2 separate regions of the Homo sapiens genome follow, and region 2 is linked to region 1. The links are chromatin contacts, found by Hi-C or POLR2A ChIA-PET in ENCODE. All regions are on one chromosome and are shown on one strand. Each heading gives the region's core, a stretch centred on a gene start or an enhancer-like site at or near the end of the contact. The rest is flanking DNA. Distances are from core to core; before and after follow the strand shown. Region 1 overlaps LOC105375971 (a long non-coding RNA gene). Region 2 has its middle 180 kb from the start of DMAC1.

Evidence for each region. Hi-C counts contacts between places; a loop is a spot of excess contacts on that map. ChIA-PET counts read pairs that join two places held with the same protein, here RNA polymerase II (POLR2A). Pooled maps may share reads with other maps.
Region 2: a map of CD8-positive, alpha-beta T cell shows a loop between it and region 1 (8-fold over the local background). The contact joins two enhancer-like sites. A Hi-C loop is called at or near these places in 11 of 168 maps with a recorded cell type or tissue (B cell, CD4-positive, alpha-beta T cell, CD4-positive, alpha-beta memory T cell and 5 more), 3 of 37 single-sample maps with no recorded cell type and 17 of 50 pooled maps. POLR2A ChIA-PET finds 5 or more read pairs at or near these places in 7 of 52 experiments (CD4-positive, alpha-beta T cell, CD4-positive, alpha-beta memory T cell, activated CD4-positive, alpha-beta memory T cell and 4 more).

What each region holds. Positions count from the first base shown.
Region 1 is chr9:7,934,414-7,937,091 of GRCh38, reverse strand. The region is part of intron 2 of LOC105375971 (a long non-coding RNA gene); the gene reads left to right. Among named protein-coding and RNA genes, the nearest start is that of DMAC1, 140 kb to the right of the region's middle. Within about 2 kb of position 1,316, at least 3 of the 41 ENCODE cell types and tissues checked have a DNase peak (open chromatin) inside an H3K27ac peak, as active enhancers do; they include B cell, CD8-positive, alpha-beta T cell and natural killer cell, where a contact is called at or near this core.
Region 2 is chr9:7,975,156-7,977,833 of GRCh38, reverse strand. No RefSeq gene overlaps it. Among named protein-coding and RNA genes, the nearest start is that of DMAC1, 180 kb to the right of the region's middle. RefSeq lists an enhancer at 974-1,083. Within about 2 kb of position 1,318, at least 8 of the 41 ENCODE cell types and tissues checked have a DNase peak (open chromatin) inside an H3K27ac peak, as active enhancers do; they include B cell, CD8-positive, alpha-beta T cell and natural killer cell, where a contact is called at or near this core.

The DNA of each region.
Region 1 (2,678 bases), core at 67-2,566:
TTTATTTTTATATGTTTATTCATTTGTTGTACTTTGTCCAGCTGGATCCAGCTAGACTTGAGGTTCCATGAAACTAACATGTGATTTGCTATAACTGCCTGCCAGGTGATCATTCTTCTAGACTCTATGGGCATGTCTTTGGCCAGAAATAATATTTTAAAATAACCTGCTGTACTCTGTACTCTCTCTCTCTATATATATATACGTATTTTTTTTTTTTTTTGAGGAGGAGGGGGAGGAATGGGACACATTGACATGAATCCCTCAGCAGGTGATTTTGTAAGACTCAGCAGCGTAGCCTGTGCTGTTATCCAGACTAAAGAAAACATCCATTTCACCTTCATCTCTCTGGCTATGCAACCACCCTCAAATCAACGTTACTGAAAGAATTCTTCAAATTAGCACCACAGAAAGGATACTGTTCTGTGTCTGTCAGAGCTGTTTTCTCCCTCCCTTTTCAGCTGTGCTTTTCCACCTGCAGAAAACTCCACCTACTTCCTAAACCTAAAAGCAGGCAGTATGCAGGGAGGCATGCCTTTACTAGCAGGAGGGGTCTGAAAATAGCTGTTTAGCTATAAATTCAGAACCTGGTACACCTGGTGTGAGTGCTGGGCACCTGGGGCCTGACCAAATGGTAGTCCTCTTCTTCCCTCCGCATTCTGGGCCTGGTCCACATGGCCTGGCCTTCTGCCTCAGCTTCCTGCTGGGACTTGAGCCCTTTGCCGAGTCACAGCTCTCTGGACTAAGGCCCTACACGTTGCCTGGCTTCTCAAAGACCTTTCCCTCGGGGAGAATAAACATGCTCCCATAGTCTCTTTTCACTCTTCCTCCTTCCTCAGTGTGGGCAACCATTGCCTTCCTAGCAACTGGCTAGGCTCCTGTGTGAACACAGATACCCAGAGGAATGTCACTGTATTGTAAAGATTGAATATTCAGTGCCAAGTTTGAATACGTCCTGGTGGGGGGATGATGGCTTAGCCAATCAGCTGACATGTGGGACAGGAGCTGAGAAGAACATTCTCATCCCCAAAAATTGTATATAGCCCTTATCTGCTCCAAACCACATATAGAAGAGAAACCTAAGGCTCAGAGAAAAAGCTGAGGCAAGACACTATGAATCATTCATTACTTATTATTCAATAAATACTGAATATGTAGTAGGTGCAAGATAGGCACTGCTGTGGTTTCTCTTTCATTTGAGAGATTTTCTTGGTTCAACAGAAGTCCCACCCTTCCTGTATAAACAAATCTTAGCATAGCAAAAAATGAGGTTATGACACTGAGTTCTCCCTCTATTAAACCACAGGCTCCACGAGTAAAGACTGTGAAGGAGGAGCAGTGAGATTAGTCTTTTCTTTCAGAATCTGCAGAAGCCACTTCTGCTGCGTGATTAGAGAAGTGAGTTTTTTCTCTAACCTCCTTCCAAACAGTTTCTATGCCCCACAGTTTGTGGATTTTCAATAGGCAAGGGATGGGGGTGCAAACTCATAACTGGAAAGTCTGACGGGAAACGTGTATGAAAGAAAATATGAAACATGCAAACCTGAGGAAAAAGAAATCCTTTATCTAGTGAAGTCTTTAGTAACCATATTTCAAGAACTCTGATATTGTCCAGGCTTCTAATGAATGGCCTTCTGGCAATTCTTAAATCTAGAGCTTTGGTTTTCTTGTTGTTGTTGTGAATCCACATACCCCAGTCTCCACAAGATTCCATGGGGGGCTTAAAACAATAATCCTTAAACAATGCTATGAAAGATTATGCAGTCATGAGAAAATGATGTCTGGCAGCGTGTAGCTTACTCCAACAGGGCTTTCCATTTATTATAATAAAATAGCCTCTGTACTACCTGTCTGTCCATTCTCACACTGAAGGTTCCTTTTACTTGTGAAATGATTGGGGCGCAATAGAGGCCGAGTCCAGAGGCCTCACTCAGTCTCCTCTGAGAGGACAAGAACTGTTTTTTCATCTACCTCTGGTCTCTGTGCAGATAAGTAAGTTGCTTTCTCTGTATTTGAATTTCACTGAAACCATTGCTTAGCGGCAGCAACAATAAAAAGACTTCCTTTAAAAAATATATACATATATGTGTATGTTTGCATATGTAGATACAGATATATATACATACAGGCATGTGTATCTTCAAAGGTAAAAAAATCCATTTATGGCCGGGCGCGGTGCTCACGCCTGTAATCCCGGCACTTTGGGAGGCCGAGGCTGGCGGATCACGAGGTCAGGAGATCGAGACCATCCTGGCTAACACGGTGAAACCCCGTCTCTACTAAAAATACAAAAAATTAGCCGGGTGTGGTGACGGGCGCCTGTAGTCCCAGCTACTCGGGAGGCTGAGGCAGGAGAATGACGTGAACCCGGGAGGCGGAGCTTGTGGTGAGCCGAGATCGCGCCACTGCACTCCAGCCTGGGTGACAGAGTGAGACTCCGTCTCAAAAAAAAAAAAAAAAAAAAAAAAAAAAAAATTCCATTTGTTATTGCATTAGTTAATATTTAGACTATGAAAAATAGTTTAATAAGAATAATAACAAACATTTTTTAACGTATCTATGCCAGGTGCCTTGTTGGTTGCTTGATCATAGTAACACTACGGCAGCCATTATTAATATTCTCATTTTACATAGTAGCACATAAAAGGTATAAAACGGGACAAAAACCATCATCCTTC
Region 2 (2,678 bases), core at 69-2,568, 41 kb before region 1:
TCTCTTTTATTCCAATCTGGGCTCCTCTTTCTTAGCAGTCTAGTCCTTCCTGAGATTATCAATAAAGCAAAGGTGATAACAGCATTGCGATCCTATCTCTACCTTCTAATCTTTTCCTCACTCATACTAACTTATCTCTTCCAGTCCCTCTTTCTGTTTCAAAATGAAATGTGAAACCTCTATGTATTAAACAATGAAACAAGAAAAACCCACAATCAGCTCTCCATACTAAATTATACAGCAAAGGGGCTGATTTAGGAAAGTCTTCCTTGAGTAGGTTAGTTTAACTTTACTCTGATCCAATCTTCAGGAATGTCATTGGCTAAAGAAGTCATTTTAGTCATGGTGCAATCTTATTCCAGACCTAATCCCCACCCAGTGGGATAAGTCAGTTCCTTTTGCCTCATAACATTCTTACTTCATCAAACTAAAATATTTTCTATCCACTTTCGTATACTTATTTTGGAAAGCAATTGAAGCAGAATAGGCACATACCTTCTATATGTTCCTGAAACATGATTGAGTGCTAACAGTTTCAACATTGGGAAGGCAATGTTCCACTTCCTGGAGTGGATACTCAGATTGTCTAGAGGTCAAGCACTGTTTCCTAATCAGGAGACTGTTATGGAAGGAGGGTGGGGGGCATTAACTGAGCCTTGGGCTTCCTCACAGATCAACAGGTGAATCCTGAGCATCCCGTAGAGTCTGGTGTGAGGATACAGCAATGACTAAGACAAGCCTCTTGCTTCAAGGAGCTCATAGACTATCAGAGGAGACACACACTCTTTCTCAATATGTTACTGACTGTAATAGAGTCTACGCAACATGAAAAAACACACACAGGATTGGCTGCATAATTTGCAGGGTCCAGGGCAGAATGAACATATGGGTTTCCTTTTTCATAAATTGTTAAGAATTTTAAAATGTGTTAAATCAAATGCAGGGCCCTTGGGTTACACAAGCATGAAGCAAGCCCTGCATACATAGAAGAGGTAATGGGATCAGGGTATGGGACACTGAAAAGGCTTCAAAAGAAACTTAAAGTGAATGTGGTTCTTGTAGGATGACTAGGAGTTGGCACATGAAGAAGTGGGGAAGGACATTCTGAGCAAGAAAAGAGAGCCTACACAGTAAGAAAGCAGGGTATGTGAGAGCAGGTTGTCAGTCTATGAGGATGACAAAGTGTGTGGCCAGTGTGTAGTGTCTTAGACTGAAGGAGGCCAGGTGACATATCTACAGAAGGAAGTTGAGGTCAGGGTGTCAGAGGCTTAGTGAAATGAAACCACAAAAGAACAAGGCCAACCGTAGTTTAATGATAGTTTCACCACTTCCTGCCTGTGAGCTCATGGGTAAATGACAATATCCCTGAGCTTCAGCTTTTTTTATCTGAAAATTGGGGCATTCTAGTCTTGGCTCAGCCTTTAGCCCACAGCTAATGAAGCTGTGAGACCTTAAATAAGTCACTTTCCCTCTCTGAGCCTCACTTTCTTCAAATGTAAAATGAGAGACAAGGGCTAGATGAGTGGTTTCAAACTGGGCTCTGAGAAAGTGCCTTAGAGGATATGGAGGGGATGGGTGACGACAAGACGAAAGGCCAGCAGATTTCAGCCCTTCTTGCCATCACGCTTACACTAGAGCAACTTCATTTTTATCAGTGTTATATGGGTATGTGTGTGAATATATGTTTATATCAATACATGAACATATGTACATGTATATATGTATATATGATATGTATTACATATAATATATGCTATGTGTATTATAGTATGTATTTATGTGCATATACATGTTATGTTATATGACAAATATATGCTATATTGTAATGTGTATATTACAACACATAAGTACTATGTACATATTTATGCAGAAAAGTGTCTGAATTTTCACATCTGTAAAAATAAGGATATTAATAATCCCTAATTTGTAGGATACTATAAAGATTAAACATCTAAAATACATGTAATATACTTTAAAAAGTGCCAGGCACAGAGTAAGCATTGCTAATTCTTAGCTCTTACTTTTTTTGAGCCAGAAGTTAACCAAGAAGGCAGTCCCTACCTTCCCTAGGTATGGGGAAGACAGCAGTGAACAAAAGACACACACTTTGTGGGTGTGTGGGTGCTCAATGTATTTGCTGAATATATGAATGGACAGGGTCTTCGACTCCTTTGCACTAGTTTCTAGGCTAAGGTTTTTGATACAAAAATAAACAAAACAAACATGGGTACGGCCCTTGTGGGTATTACGCATATAAACTCACAAGTGAGGATCAACTGGAATTGTTGCTAAGTGCTTTACTAGAATTGCAGATTACATCTAGTTTGAAGAAATAGTTTCCACCCTGCTAACAGTTTAACCTGCTCCAGGAACGAATGTTCCTAGCTCCCCAACAAAGTTGTAAATTGTCACATTTTTCTAATATGCGGGGAGCTAGGCAGAGACTGTGGGAATGAGAGATGCCTCATTAGGTAGCAGGATCAACTTTGCTAAGTCTTTGGGCAACTGGAAATAAAAAGTAAGAATGCTTCATTTCTGTGTAAATCACTTTTCCCTAATAGGCTATACTGTCTATATTTATTCTATGGCCACTGTGGGAAGTGAAGGAGGAAAAAGAGATGGGTCCTGTCATCAAGGAACTTATCATTAATTGGAAAAGACAGGATCAAGACACATTG